Linked DNA regions of Homo sapiens: region 2 is linked to region 1. A link is an interaction called in ENCODE POLR2A ChIA-PET data of the cell type or tissue named here. Cell type or tissue: IMR-90. All regions are shown on one strand.

Region 1 (8,000 bases):
TCTAGAACCCAGCCAAAGAGGAGGCATTGCATTTAGCTGTCAGTCGGCTTAGGCTCCTTTCATCTAGAGCACATTCTTATGACATTGGCAATTTTCAAAAGTACAAGCCAGTTTAGTAGAGTGTCCCTCATTTTGAGGTTTTCTGATTGTTTCCTCCCAGTTAGATTCAGGTTGAATAACTTTGGAATACTATATGGGAGTTGATGTGTTTTTCTCAATGCTCAAATTGAAGTTGTCCCAGATTTTCCCGGTGGGATAAATAGATTTTTAAAGAATATCACAAAAAATACTCGAGTTGCTATATTTTAAGAAATTTGGACCAAAAAGTCAATATTTTTGTTTGCATCCTGGCATCAGTTTGTGTTGAAAATAAGGTCTCAGCTTCAATAATTAGACTACTTTCCTTGAGAGTTTTCCTTTATTGTCATTAACCAGCTTCTATTATGATTGATCATTGCTTAAATTAAGATCCAATCTTATTATTACCAAGAAAAAATAAATCTGACATACTTTGAATAGTATTTGTTTTTTTCCCAGCACCTAAAACAAAAAAAGCTACTTTGTTATTCAGAAACAACCTTTAAGGCCGGGCACAGTGGCTCACACCTGTAATCCCAGCACTTTGGGAGGCCAAGGTGGGCGGATCACCCGAGGTCAGGAGTTTGAGACCAGGCTGGCCAACATGGTAAAACCCTGTCTCTACTAAAAATACAAAAAATTAGCCAGGCAGGGTGGTGCACACCTATAATCCCAGCTATTTGGGAGGCTGAGGCAGGAGAATTGCTTGAACCCGGGAGGCAGAGATTGCAGTGAGCCAAGATTGTGCCACTGCACTGCAGCCTGGGCAACAGAGTGACACTTTGTCTCAAAACAAAAAACACAAAAACAAAAAACAAGAAACAACCTTTGTTTTCTTCAAGTAAAAAAAAAATGCTGCAGAATCATCTTAGTAATGCTTTATTTGTTAATTCCAGTTGTTTTGTTAGAATGCTAAACCCAGGTATTTTTCTTAAAGATTATATTGGATTTCTTTTTCTATATTGTAATATTATAAAGAAAAATATCACTGGCTTTAAAACATGTGTTTTATCCATCTTTACTTTTAGCTGCAGGAATACAGATGAATCAAATTGTTGGTCTTGGCATTTCAACACAGAGAGCAACTTTTATTACGTGGAACAAGTAAGTACATTCTGTGATAAGCACCCTACTGCTGGGTTCATGCCACAGTGAGTACACGGTTATGAAATCTCTTTGGGGAGTTTTAACTTTCTGAATTGAGAATAGTTTCGTTTGGTTAAGAGGGATGAAATGTGCCTGCTTTCTGGCTTGTATGCTCACTGCATGTCATTTGGGCTTGACTTATATTATATAATACCACAAAAAGACTTAACTGTCATTAAAATTATCCATTTCTTTCTTTCGGGTAAGTTAGCTTTTCAAACAAGCATAGATCAAAGATCTAAAAAATTATACCTAAAAAGAGTCAGAGGAAACTCACAAATTTCAGAAACACAGTACTGTACTATGGTTTATATTTTCAGTCTACTCTAAATTTAATATTTGTCTATAGCGGCCAGGAGCGGTGGCTCACGCCTGTAATCCCAGCACTTTGGGAGGCCGAGGTGGGCGGATCACGAGGTCAGGAGATCGAGACCATCCTGGCTAACACGGTGAAACCCCGTCTCTACTAAAAATACAAAAAATTAGCCGGGCGAGGTGGCGAGCGCCTGTAGTCCCAGCTACTCGGGAGGCTGAGGCAGGAGAATGGCGTGAACCCCAGGGGGCGGAGCCTGCAGTGAGCCGAGATTGCGCCACTGCACTCCAGCCTGGGCGACAGCGAGACTCCGTCTCAAAAAAAAAAAAAGAAAAAAAAAAGAAAATATTTGTCTATAGCATATGAGGCATATATACTCTAAACACAGTTATAATATTGTAATAGCTACTGTATAGTAAACATCTGTGACAGTCCCAAGTTCCATTATCCTTACAACAAACCTATAATTTAGGCATCATATCTGTTTTTACAGAGAAATAAGTTGTTCAGGGTTGCTCAGGGAGCAAATAGAGCCAAGATTCTAAATTGTCTTTTTGACTCAGAAGCGTATGTTCTTTATACTATCCCCATATTGCCTTCAACATGTTTCTTTCTTTTTCTTTTTCTTTTTTCTTGAGACAGGGTCTTACTCTGTTACCCAGGCTGGAGTGTAGTGGCATGATTACAGCTCACTGCAGCCTCAACTTCCCAGGCTCAGGTAATCCTCCCGCCTTAGCCTCCTGAGTAGCTGGGACTACAGGTGCACTCCAATATGCCTGGCTAATTTTTTTGTATTTTTTGTAGAGACGGGGTTTCACCATATTGCCAAGCTGGTCTCGAATTCCTTGGCTCAAGCAATTCTTCCACCTCAGCCACCTCCCCCAGCTAGCATGTGTTTCTCTGTGTCTTGGTTTAAACACACACCCACATTCCCTCCCCCAAAATCCCCCCGCCCACGTACCCACACACACCACTGTAAAATGTGTTTTTGTTAAAGCATTAGGCTCCAAAGGACATCTTGAGCTTGGGCAGTGGGAAAGAAAAGTGAGCAGAGGGGGAAAAGATGAATCTGAAAAATATAATTAGGGTGAATTCACAAGGACTTGGCTTCTAATTCAGTATTGGGCAGGAAGAAGAAATTTGAATTTACCAATACTGCTGGCCTTGATGTTTGGGCTGTATGATAGAAATCATAGAGAATGTAAGGAGGAATGGGCTGGGTAGTAGTGAGAGTAGGTAGAAGGAAAAATGATAAAATGTTTGGTTTTGGACGTGTGAATGTGGAGATATCTCAGAGGTGACTAGAACATTGGTTTAACTTGGACTGAGGCATAGCACATCTCCATCAGATAGGATCTTTTTATTTTCATTTTTGGGGGATGAGGTCTTCACTTTGCTACCTAGGCTGGAGTGCAGTGGCACGATCATAGCTCACTGCAGCCTCGAACTCGTGGGCTCAAGGGATCCTCCCACATCAGCCTCCCAAGTAGCTAGGACTATAGGTGTGTACCACACTATGGCTGGCTAATTTTTAAAATTTTTATAGAGATGGAGTCTCACCATGTTGCCTAGACTGTTCTTGAACTCTGAGCCTCAAGTGATCTGCCTGCCTTGGCGTCCCAAAGCGCTGGGATTACAGGCGTGAGCCACCATGCTCGGCCCAGTACTCTTTTTTTTCAGGACATGCTGCATCTCAGATTGATGCCTACATCTGCAGTTCCTCTGTGCTTACTCCACTCCCCAGCACTGGCCTTGGTTATGGCAAATCTTAAATAAATCTTATACAGTAGTATATTGTCAGATGAAGGGGTGAATGAATTAAACTTACCTGTACAGATAAGGTATCTAATCTTAGTGACCCTGTTGACATTTTGAGCTGAATAATTCGTTGTCATGGGGACCGTCCTGTGGTGTTGCAGCTGTTCAGCAGCATCCCTGGCCTCTACCCACTAGATGTCAGTAGCACCCCAGCCCACCTCACCACCATTTGTACCAACCATAAATGTCTCAAAACATTGCTGAACGTCCCCTGGGGACATCCCCAATTTGGAACCATTGGTGTAGATGAAGTCTCAAAAAATAGGTGTGTTCTCTGGTAGAGATTATGTGGAGAAAAGAAAAGCAAGCTAAGGATTTGGACTGCGGGTCCCTGCTCCCACCAAATTTAAAGTGAGTCAGGGAAGAAAAAGCCAGCAAAGCAGGACCAACGCTAATCTGGGAAGTGGATGGATGAAAGTGGAGGGAGGAGTATTCTCAGGGAAAGAACTGATTGGATGTGTCATATTCACTTGGCCATTGGCCCCAGTGATTGCTTTCATCAGGACCTGGCTACCATATCACTCATGACAGTAAGGTCGGAATATTAGGAAGCAGAGTTTTTGTCTGATGCTAGGACTATACATCACCATTAGAAGGAATAGAAGAGTTAGATTTCAAGACAGTTCACTTTCCTTACTGGTGGTGGTGGTGTTGTAGAGGGATAAGACTTCTTCCTAAAGCAATTCATTGTGAGTTTTTTATCTTGGCTGTCCTTTTTTCTTTTTTGAAATGTTTGTATTCTTTCATGAGTTTTGGGAACATTCTTTGCTTGTAGAAACTGAAATAGTGGATATTTTTTGAAGAAAGACTGAAAGCCTTTGTGCTTCTTTTACATTAAAATAATGGAGCGGAGCCTATTCTGCTCATTGGGCCCCAGGGAGCCAATGTGGTGTATGATGCTGACAGATTCCACAAGAGCCCTAGCAAACAGCCGGGACACAACACAGATGGGCACAGCACAGGGCCAGCCAGAAGCACTAATTGTTCATTTGTGAGAGAAAAGGAGAGACAGACTAGATCCTGTGGAAAAACCTATTGTTCGTTCCAGTCCTGGCCAGCAGCTCCTCCTCCCAGCTTGTTGTTTTTTTCCTCCTGCATCCATGGTGCATTTCTGTCCTCATGGCCATAGAAACATTATTTTCCTCACAGTTGCTGTCAGGAGGTCTAAAACTTTGAACTTTCTTTTTGTTTTTCTCCCTATCTCTCCCCCATCCCCCTGTTAGGGACCAGGAAACTTACGAACTTTTTTCAGTCTTTGAGCTTTCTTCATGTTCTTCAGGTTAAGCTTTTTTTCCAATATATTCAAAAAGTGGTGTGTTTAGCCTGCTTTCTAAAATAACTCTAACTGATAACACTTCCATTTTGGTTCTTTTAAATTCCTTTTGTTCTAAAAAAAAAAAATCACGAGCTGTTTTGTTTCTTTAGTCAATGTCTCTTGGGAGATTTCTGCCAGCTAACTTCAGATCAGGGTGTGTGCCAATTAGCAACACAAACTGTGAGTCATGGGAGCCTGGATTCACTCATAACTGTTTGAGGGCTCACAGGGAGTAATGCACCGTGCTGGGGGCTGCACTGCGTATACAGATGAATAAGAATACCAGCCCTAATTTACAATCTCATTATATAGGTACACAAATTACTCTATATTCCCATTGCACAAAATAGATTTTTATTGTAGTATTTGATACTTACATTAATGAGTCTTACCAAATACTTATGACTTAAAATATATTAAGAGCCACAGAATGATGTAAAGTGTTAGAAGGGTTTAAGACAATTAATTTACAACATTGCCATTTATACTTTTCCTTCATTTTTCCTTTTTTTGTTGATAGAGATAAAATAAACCCAGGTCAGTGCTGAGTGAATATTGGAATGTATGCTATTACTTGAAAAATCAGTATTCTAGATTGTCTTGTTCTATGTTATAAATTAATGATGCCACTTTCATCTTGTGATTTTGTCTCTCCCCCTCACTGCTTTTCAGCCACACTAGCCATTCAGTTCCTCTAAGACACGCTTTATCTTGCTCTAGGACATTTGAACATATAGCACATTTTGTTGGGAATGTTCATACTTCTGATTCCTTCTTATCCTTCAGAGCTGAGATCCATTGCCATTTCTGAAGCCTTCACTGACCACCACACAGGGGCCATCTGTTAAATACTCTCATGGCACCTCTATTTATCCATTTTTTTTTTTTTGAGGCGGAGTCTCACTCTTTTGCCCAGGCTGGAGTGCAGTGGTGCTATCTCGGCTCACTGCAAGCTCTGCCTCCCGAGTTCACGCCATTCTCCTGCCTCAGCCTCCCGAGGAGCTGGGACTACAGGTGCCCGCCACCGCGCTCGGCTAATTTTTTGTATTTTTAGTAGAGACGGGGTTTCACCATGTTAGCCAGGATGGTCTCGATTTCCTGACCTCGTGATCCGCCTTCCTCGGCCTCCTAAAGTGCTGGGATTACAGGCGTGAGCCACCACGCCCGGCCTCTATTTATCCTTTATAGGGCGTATTCCAGCTGTAAGTGAGCAACTGAGTAATTGATTATTTGTTTACATTCCCTGGTAGAAAGTACAGTCATCAGGGCAAAAGTGCTGTGTGTCTCTGTTCATAGCTGTGTACCCAACTCCTGGTACAAATTGGCTTATAAATTTTTGCTGAAACCAGTGATTGAACATCAGATTTAAGTGTATAAGTATGTGCTGTTGTAGAATGGCTCTGAAGAATTATATATCAATAGATTTTATCTTTATCAAACACAATCTGATCTTTGACAAAGGTGCTAAGACCAGCCAGCAGAACAAGAATAGTTTTTTCAACAGATGGTGCTGGGAAAACTGAACATTCACATGCAAAAGAATTAAATTGGACCCTTACCTAATACCATATACAAAAATGAATCCCAAAATGCATCAAAGACCTACATTTAAAAGCTTAAACTATAAACTAAAAACTCTTAGAAGAAAACAGGAGAAAATCATCATGACTTTGGATTTGGCAGTGATTCCTTAAATGACATCAAAAGCAGTTAACAAAATAAAAAATAGATAAATTGGACTTTATATATCAAAGGACATTTATTTTTTCATTTGTTTATGATGACTAATTTTTCAATTTTCTTAACTATTGGAACTCTCCAAAGTAGAAAAATTACCCTAAATTTAATTATAAATAATAAGTAAGCTATGTTAAAATTAATTTGACATAATGTGCAATTTGCATTTAAAAAATGTCTGAAAAAATTTAGTCATTGATATCTAATATGCAGTTAGGCTTCAGAAAACCACCTGCAGCATGTAACGTGGAAGGTGTGCATCTTGGTAGGTTTGATTTGTAATTTCATCCAAGATTGAGGACTAAAACAATAGGAAATCACTCCTCTGATTTGTACTCATGATAATGGTGACCATTTGGATCTCTAAAGCGAAAAGAAGTAACATGCTCATGATCTAGGTAAATGTTGCGATTTCCATTAATAAAGGTGAAAAACAGGACCCTATCAACAGAGTGAATATTGCGTGATCTGGCCAGCAGCCCGCAATACAACGGGGCTCTCTCTTTGTTCCTAGGTGGATCAGCAGGTTGAGAAATAATAGACACAAACAAGATAGTGAAAGCTGGGTCCAGGGGGGTCACCGCCTTCTGGTCCTGCGGTGCCAACAATGCACTGGATATACCAGCATTTATTATTAAGTTTAGTGAGGGCGGGGGTAGGTTAGTGAGAGATTTAGGGTCATTTGATTATGAGGTGAGATGGTCACATGGGGATGAAGTAATTCTTTAACATAACATTTGTATGTAGAAGTACAGTACATTTGTATGTAGAAGTACAGTATACAGAGATAAGAATTTACAATATAATGTGTGCATCAGTAATTTCTAACAGAGCCTTAAAACAGAAACACAATCTTTCCATAACCTATGATTAGCAAGATATTGATCAGCAGTAACAGTTGCAACAAAAGCTGGTTAGAAACAATCCATGGAAACAGGACGTGAAGCTAGACAACCAGTTAGACCAGAAATTCTCAGAAGGGAGTATGTCTTAACCCTAAAGAGGCCTAGAAGAGCCGTGGCAAGATGAGGGCGTTTATAGCCCTATCTTATCCATATGGATAGGCACCCCCCTCATGCGTCCGTTTATAGGCTCTCCACAAGGGTCACATTCCATTCCCAGAGCTATGAACATCTGCTTTTCTGGGATAGGAATCTTGGTGATGTGAAACCTCCCTGACTGCATGTCCATTCATAGGCTTTCTGCAGGGGGAAGCACATCACCCGCTGTTGGCTCATTCTGGCAGTCCAACCTGGCATTGTCTTTACACAGTCCTACATGCAATTTTGTATTTACAATAATCAGGAGCATTTCATCTTTTATTCTGTAGCCATAGTTTCAGGGGGTCTCCCTACATCTCCCCCTTTTCTCTGATTTAAATGAACCGTAGCAATCATAGGTTGGTGCTGATCACGATTGGATTGAAGAATAATTTTTCCAATTTTACACGTGAACAATAAACCAATAGCACAAATTATACACAGAACAAAATTAACGATAGTGGATCCTCCCAAAGATTTTACCCATTGAATAGGGTTGAGATTAGATAATCCCTCAGAGATACTGTCTAAAACAAGTCATGGAATGGGAGAA
Region 2 (8,000 bases), 170 kb before region 1:
TGTAGACTTTACAATGTCTGTCACAACTACTCAACTTTACCATGTAGCGCAAAAGCAGCCATAGACAGGAAGTAAATGGATAACTATGTTCCAGTAAACTTTTATCTAAAAAACTAGGAGGCTGTCTGAATTACTTTAGATTGGAAAAGCCATCACATACTCCTGGCAACCCCCAATCTATTTTCTGTCTTCATGGATTTACCTATTTTAGATGTTTCATATAAATGGAATCATATGATATATGGCCTTTTGTATCAGGCTTCTTTCATTTAGCATGCTTTCGAAGTTCATACACATTGTAGCATGTGTCAGTGCTTATTCCTCTTTATGGCTGAATAATATTCCATTGTATGGATATGCCACTGTTTGTTTATCCATTTGTTCATTTATGAACATTTGGATTGTTTCTACCTTTTGGCTATTTGAATAGTGGTGCTATGATCATTTGTGTATCAATATTTGTTTGAGTACCTGTTTCCAATCCGGGGGGGTTGGAATGCTTAGAATTGTTGGGTCATGTGTTAATTATATGTTGCTTTTTGAGGAACTGCCAAACCGTTTTCCACAACAGCTGCACCATTTTACAGTCCCACCAGTAATGTACAGATGTTCCAGTTTTTCCATGTCATCACCAAAACTTATTTTTTTCCCTGTTTTTTAATTATAACGATCCTAGTGGATGTGAGAACAGGAGTTTTGTATAGCTCTATGAGTTCTTATTTAATCACAGAGACAGTTGGAGAAGTACCCACAGAGTAAAATAAATAATGCAAAAAGTCTCAAGTTAGGTACCTGGAACTGCTAGCGTATTTATTTAAAGTTTATTTACACACTTGATTATGAGTTGATAGTTTACGATAGTTGACGATTATCGTCCTAGAATATCTGCATACTCATTCATATGTATATTTCATGTTTATTCTTTATTTTAGCTACCTGAGAAGAAAAGGAATAATAATAAATGAAACATCTGCAGTTGTGTATGCTCAGTTACTCACAGGTCGTAAATATCAAATAAATCAAAATGGTGAAGTTCGTCTAGAGAAACAGTGGTCAAAACAAGTTGTTCCTTTTGTTTATCAAACTATTGTCAAGGTAAGTCTATATCAAGTTTCAATTCTGTCTTAATATACACTATTAATACACTATTCACTGTATAATGAAAAGATATGTTAATATAAATAGACTAATTCAGCAATGTATAATAGAGATTATCATTTAATATAATTTACAAAATAACTTATTATTTGTAAGAAGTATTACATGCTCAGACACTCAGTATATATAGTTAGGAAACTTGTCTTTTATGCTTTCGTATGCTTTTTTTTTTTTCTTTTTTTTTTTTTGAGACAGAGTCTCGCTCTGTTGCCCGGGCTGGAGTGCAGTGGCGCCATCTCGGCTCACTGCAGGCTCCGCCTTCTGGGTTCACGCCATTCTCCTGCCACAGCTTCCCGAGTAGCTGGGACTACAGGTGCCCGCCAGCACACCTGGCTAATTTTTTGGTATTTTTTAGTGGAGATGGGGTTTCACCATGTTAGCCAGGATGGTCTCAATCTCCTGACCTCGTGATCCACCCACCTCGGCCTCCCAAAGTGCTGAGATTACAGGCGTGAGCCACTGCGCCCAGCCTTTTATGGTTTTTTTTAAGGACTTAGACTCTAAAAGAAAAAATCCCACCATTAACTTACACCCTTGAATTTTATATTTTTATTCTTCAAAAATGTTTGCCTTAAATCTTATAAATGTAAAAGGCATTTTATTTTTGCATTTATAATCTTAGATACGATAAGAGGACAAAAATTTTTTTAAGTATGTAGCGATCCTGTAATTTGGGGTGTTATAGTACAGTGTAGTGATTAAGTGACTTAAGAACACTGGCTGCCTGAGTTGGCTTCTTAGCTGCATGACCTTGGACAAGATTCATCCCCTTTCTGTGCCCCAGTTTTGTCATCTGTAAAGTGAGGCTAATAATGGTCTCTGCCACAGAGGTTTGTCATGAGGATTAAATGAACTCAATAAATGTGTGAAGCACATAGAAGGGTGCCTGCCATATAACCAGTCAACAAATTTTAGCTCTTGGCATTATGTAGAAAAATCTTCACATTGACATTTGCAAACAGCATAGTCATAATCCCATAGGAAAAAAACTTGATACGCAATCTATAGAAATTATGACTAAGATTATTTACTTTTATTTTATGTAGGACATCCGAGCTTTCGACTCCCGTTTCTCCAATATCAAAACATTGGATGATTTGTTTCCTCTGAGAAGTATGGTCTTTATGCTGGGAACTCCCTATTATGGCTGCACTGGAGAAGTTAGTTTCCATTATTGTTACTGATACATTTTTCTCTAGTTTAAAGCAGTTACTTAACTTCTCTTCATTTAGGTTTAAATTAAAATATAATAATGAAGGGAAAAAATAAAGAATTTATCCATGTAACTTATGAACACAGTGTTTGACTTATATATCTAAATACTATATATCTAAGACTAAAGACCATATACTTTTAGTCTTGAGCAGATTAGGATCAAGAGGTGGTGTGTTCAAATCCTGATCTCTTTTTTTTTAGCAGTTTTGTTTATTGTAGTGGTATGGATGAAACGATTTTGTAACTATTTTAGACATGTAATAGGCTTGAGTGAATTTGTAAATGCGTTCATATTTGAGGAACTTTGGTTCTTAAATGGAAAAAGGTACATGCAAATATGGAAGGAGAGAAAGCAAGAAAGAACCTATAGGGACAGATTTGGAAGTATTAGTGTGAACTCTTGGTTTCTAAAATATGTATATATGTTTGTATATCTGTGTATATAGGCACATATATATGTGTATATATATATACACGTATGCATATGTTTCTAGCTCTATTTGCTGAAAGGAATAAGAAGCAAAGACACCTTAGCACAATGAGCACATGTACCACCCAGATCTTGACGTCTAATTTCATAACTCACTAAAAGGAACAGGGCTTCTCAGAGAAATTGCTGATTCTGGATCTGGGGCAGGGAAGATACAAGATGAACCTGGAACATCTTGTTATGTCAGAAAGTAAGGAGGTGCTCAGAAGAATGGTGGGAGTATGTCATGTAAACACAGGAACCAGGTTGAGGGTACTACCACTGCCCAAATCTTGGATACTTTGAGTGACAAAATAATTAAATTCAGTAGTTAATTATAAACCACTGGGGGGAAAACAGGAATTCATGATTCCGTAGTGACAGTAAAAAGATAAATAGGGAAAGGAAGGTCTCTTGTCTGTAGTAGCATGTAAGAAGTAAATTTGGAGAGAGTGCTGCAGTTGAAAAACCATTGTGCAACCATTATGATAAAGATTGAATCATGTAAGAATCATCTTTGGGAACTAAATCTAGGGGGCATTTTTTTTTTAAATCAGGAGCAGGATATTTGCATGGTCTTAGAATGTATCTCCTACAGATTATTTATTAGCTGCAAGGGAAACGAAAACTGTAATTATGCAGGAAAAAAATTGAGCAACATATTAATGGTATAATCAAAGTTAGCATCGCATTAAAGGACAGATGAACATTGTGTACCTCCAGATGTAATACCCTTTGGAGGACACATCACCTATGCAGTATTCTGGCTGTGAATGTACTACCATAACCTAATTATGTGGAAGCATCAAACAAACCCAAAATAAGGAACTGTTTTTTTGTTTTGTTTTGTTTTTAAAAGGCAGGTTGGAGAGGGAGGGACAAATTATATATTCTTCAAAATGTCAATGTTGGCTGGGTATGGTGGCTCACTCCTGTAATCCCAGCACTTTGGGAGGCCAAGATAGGCAATCACTTGAGGCCAGGAGTTCGAGACCAGGCTGGCCAACACAGCGAAACCTCATCTCTGCTAAAATTATAAAAATTAGCTGGGTATGGTGGCATATGCATGTAATCTCAGCTACTTGGGAGGCTGAGAATAAGAATTGCTTGAACCTGGGAGACAGAGGTTGTGGTGAACCAAGATCATACCACTGCACTCCAGCCTTGATGACACAGTGAGACTCTATCTTAAAAAAAAAAAAAAAAAAAAAAGCAATAACTTAAAAGGTCAGTGTTATAAAAACAAAAAAAGGCAGTGGATACATTTTAGATTAAAGGATGCTAAAGAGATATGACAATTAAATGCAATATCTGATCCTAATCTGGATCTTGTAATAAAGGAAGAAAATAGTTCTATAAAGGACATTATTTGGTCAACTGACAAAATTGGAATATAGATGGTAGCTTAGATGAAAGTATTATGTCAATGTAAATTTATATACTTAATAACTGTACTGTGATTATATAGTAAAATATCTATCTTAGGAAATACACACTGAAATATTGAGGTCAGGGACATGATGTATGTAATATATACTCAAGGGGTTCAGAAAGATAACTATGTATAAGTAAATACACACATAGTACACAAAAGTTAAAGGCATTTGTTTTACAATGCTAACAACAGGTGAATCTGGATAAATTTTTTTTCTTTTCTTTCTTTCTTTTTTTTTTTGGAGACAGAGTCTCGCTCTATTACCCAGGATAGAATGCAGTGGCATGATCTGGGCTCACTGCAACCTCCACTTTTTTTTTTTTTTGCAACTTTTTGGTACTTTGAAATTATTTGCAAATAAAAAGTTAATTTAAAAAAGAATGATTGGGCCAAGCACAGTGGCACACACCTGTAATCCCAGCACATTGAGAGGCCAAGGCGGGCGTGGGGAAATTGGTTGAGCACAGGAGTTTGAGACCAGCCTGGGCAACATGGCAAAATCCCATCTCTGCAAATAATTGAGCTTAGTGGTGCATACCTGTAGCTCCAGCTGCTTGAGAGGCTGAGGTGGGAAGATTGTTTGAGCCCAGGAAGGCAAGTGCAGCAAGTCGGCAAGCCATGATAGTGCCACTACACTCCAGCCTAGATGACAGAGCAAGACCCTGTTGCCAAAAAAAAAAATGATTGTCCAGGTGCAGTGGCTTACACCTATTATCTTACCACTTTGGGGAGACCAAGGCAGGAAGATTACTTGAGCCCAAGAGTTCAAGGTTGCAGTGAGCTGTGATCCCACCACTTTAGCCTGAATGACAGAGCGAGATCCTGTCTACGGCCATACCACCCTGAACGCACCTGATCTCGTCTGACAGAATGAGATCCTGTCAAAAAGAAAACAAGAAAAAACAAATTAACAACCATTAAAGCAATGATACAGTGACTCAAATTTATAGTATTATAGATCCTGTCTCAAAAGAAGTTAACCATTAAAGCAACGATACAGTGACTCAAATTTACAGTATTTTCATACCCACTTAACAAATTTCAAGAGAATTTCCACTATCCAACTTGTCATACTGTATTTCAAAAATAATAGTGTTCAAATAAGTTAAAAAATAAAATGTACTGAAAGAGACTATACTGTGATTTTTTTTTCTTCTAAGGTTCAGGATTCAGGTGATGTGATTACAGAAGGTAGGATTCGTGTGATTTTCAGCATTCCATGTGAACCCAATCTTGATGCTTTAATACAGAACCAGCATGTGAGTACAGTAGTTTGTATTGTTTCATTTAGAATTGATAAACTTTTAAAATATTAGGATATTTTTGCCACCTCCTTTGAATTTATTTCAGATATTTTATTTAATAATGATTAGATTCTCTCTCCCAGTTGCATCTGGTATTTAAAAATAAGTGTGGAATCTGTGCTCAAAACTTCATGTAGATCTTTGTGGGGGGAAATCACTGAAATCCCGTTATTAATCCATAGTGATTGTTATGGATTATTGTGTTCAAGCTTATAAGAGGCACATTGATTAGCACACCCTCTGGGAACAGATTTAGGTGTTTTAAACCTTTCATAATAATTCAGAGCCTGCATTTTTAGTTGCAAGTGACAAATGGCCTTTCTGCAAAGGCTGTATGTATCTCTTCAGCTAAGAATGAACAGTCTCAATCCTAAAGAATATTGGAAAAATGCATTTAAGTTAACAGCATCTTTTTCAGGACCTTCTCACCAAAAAATTCCACTGGCGTTCTTTTCTCTTGTTAAAATAGAGGGAAGGTTCTGATATCTGTCATTTGTTCTTATTGATTGGTTGGATAATTAGCTAAAATTAATTCGCAATCAACCAGCTTCATTTTCTGACTCTCATGCCTCGTTCTTTCTGATTTATATCTCCATTTTGATGGAGCACTTACTCCAGTAGCTTCTGAGAAAACTTGCATGTCTGGAGATGTCTTTATTCTTCTCCTACACTTGATTGATAGTTTGCCTGGGTGTAGAATCCTAGATTAGAGATTATTTTCCCTCAGAATTTTGTTTTGGTTTTGGTTTTGGTTTTTTCTTTTTGTGAGACAGAGTTTCGCTCTGTCATCCAGGCTGGAGTGCAGTGGCACGATCTTGGCTCAGTGCAACCTCTGCCTCCCTGGTTCAAGTGATTCTCCTGCCTCAGCCTCCCAAGTAGCTGGGATTACAGGCACCCACCACCATGCCCGGCTAAATTTTGTATTTTTTTTTTTTTTTAGTAGAGATGGGGTTTCACCATGTTGGTCTCAAACCCCTGACCTCAAGTGATCTGCCTGCCTCGGCCTCCCAAAGTGCTGGGATTACAGGTGTGAGCCACAACACCTGGCCTTCCCTCAGAATTTTGAAACCACTGTTCCATTCTCTTCTCGTTTCCATATTGTTGTTGATAAATCCTGTGCCATTCTGATTCTGAATTTCTGTATGTGATCTATTTTCATTTTCTGAAATCTTTTTAGCACCTTTCCCTTACTGGTGCTTTTTAATAATGTGAGGATGTGTGCCTTGGTATGGATCTTTTTTCTTCCCTTCTCCTGTTCAGCTCTTTCAGGCTTGCAACTGATGCCCTTCCATTCTGAGAAACTTTCTTGTATTATTTCTTTGATAATTTTCTCCTCACTATTTTTTTCCTGCTTTCTATTTCTGGGAATCCTTTTAGTTCAATCTTAGACCTTCTGGATTGATCTTCTTAGTTTTATCTCTCCTCATCCATTTCCTATATTGTTATACTTCTGTTCTACTTTGGGAAATTCATTCAACTTTATTGTTTATCATTTAAAATTTCTATTTGATTTAATCATTTTAATTTCTAAAAGTGTGTCCTTATTCTCTGGCTATATATAGCATCTTGTTCTTACAGTGAATGGAATATCTTCATTTATTTCTCTGAAGATAATTCTAGGATTTATCCTTCTATTTTTTGTGTTTTCTGTTAAACCTTTCATAACAATTCAGCACCTGCATTTTTAGTTGGAAGTGACAAATGGCCTTTCTGCAAAAGCTGTATGTATCCACTCAGCTAAGAATGAACAGTCTCAACCCTCAAGAATATTGGAAAATTGCATTTAAGTTAACAGCATCTTTTTTAGGACTTTCTCACCAAAAATTTCCAGTGGCTTTCCTTTCTCCTGTTAAAACAGAGGGAAGGTTCTGATATCTGTCATTTGTTCTTATTGATTGGTTGGATAATTAACTTAGCTAAAATTAATTCACAATCAACCAGCTATTGCTACTTAGCCTTTTTTTTTCCACTAATAGTAAAATATAAAGCTTTATATCCTGTGAAATGAATTTAAGGCATTATGTATCAGCACACCCATGAGGAAACTTTATGTATGGAAGGCAGTCATCCCTAAAATCTTACCATCTGGTGCCATTTGAAGAACAAATTTAGACAGCAGTCATGAAACCAGGAGAGTGGCTCTTTAGATAAAGTAGCTGGAGCTTTGTACTGGGAATCAGTGAAGGTTAAATAACTTGTGTTCCTTCATCCCTGGCTTTTTCTAGATCTAGAAGAGCCTGTCCTGTTGTATGATAGTGTACAGTGTTGTTTCTTTCTCTTTACATACGTTTAACTTTCACTCAAGCTGACTTCTTTTTTTACCACAACATTCTCAGCTACTTATTTTATATTTTCTAGGATGTTTGTGATGGTTTTAATGAATCTTAAATTATAGCAAAACCCATTATTTCTCAAAAGG

Evidence for each region. ChIA-PET counts read pairs that join two places held together with the same protein. Peaks named below come from ENCODE experiments on the same cell type or tissue, not always from the same donor. Only the 100,000 strongest peaks of a DNase experiment are listed, where the experiment ranks them.
Region 2: POLR2A ChIA-PET joins it to region 1 with 20 read pairs; 2 of 35 experiments call an interaction of 5 or more read pairs at or near these places.

Annotation. Positions count from the first base shown.
Region 1 is chr3:142,206,708-142,214,707 of GRCh38, reverse strand. It overlaps GK5 (glycerol kinase 5), which reads left to right. Exons shown (of 16, transcript NM_001039547.3): 3 at 1,107-1,182. Among named protein-coding and RNA genes, the nearest start is that of GK5, 15 kb to the left of the region's middle. In IMR-90, a CTCF peak has its summit at 3,491 (motif pointing right); a DNase peak (open chromatin) is centred at 4,827; H3K27ac peaks cover 443 bases.
Region 2 is chr3:142,377,618-142,385,617 of GRCh38, reverse strand. XRN1 (5'-3' exoribonuclease 1) reads left to right here. Exons shown (of 41, transcript NM_001282857.2): 21 at 933-1,095; 22 at 2,205-2,318; 23 at 5,438-5,536. Among named protein-coding and RNA genes, the nearest start is that of XRN1, 66 kb to the left of the region's middle. In IMR-90, no CTCF peak of the experiment used is centred here; no DNase peak of the experiment used is centred here.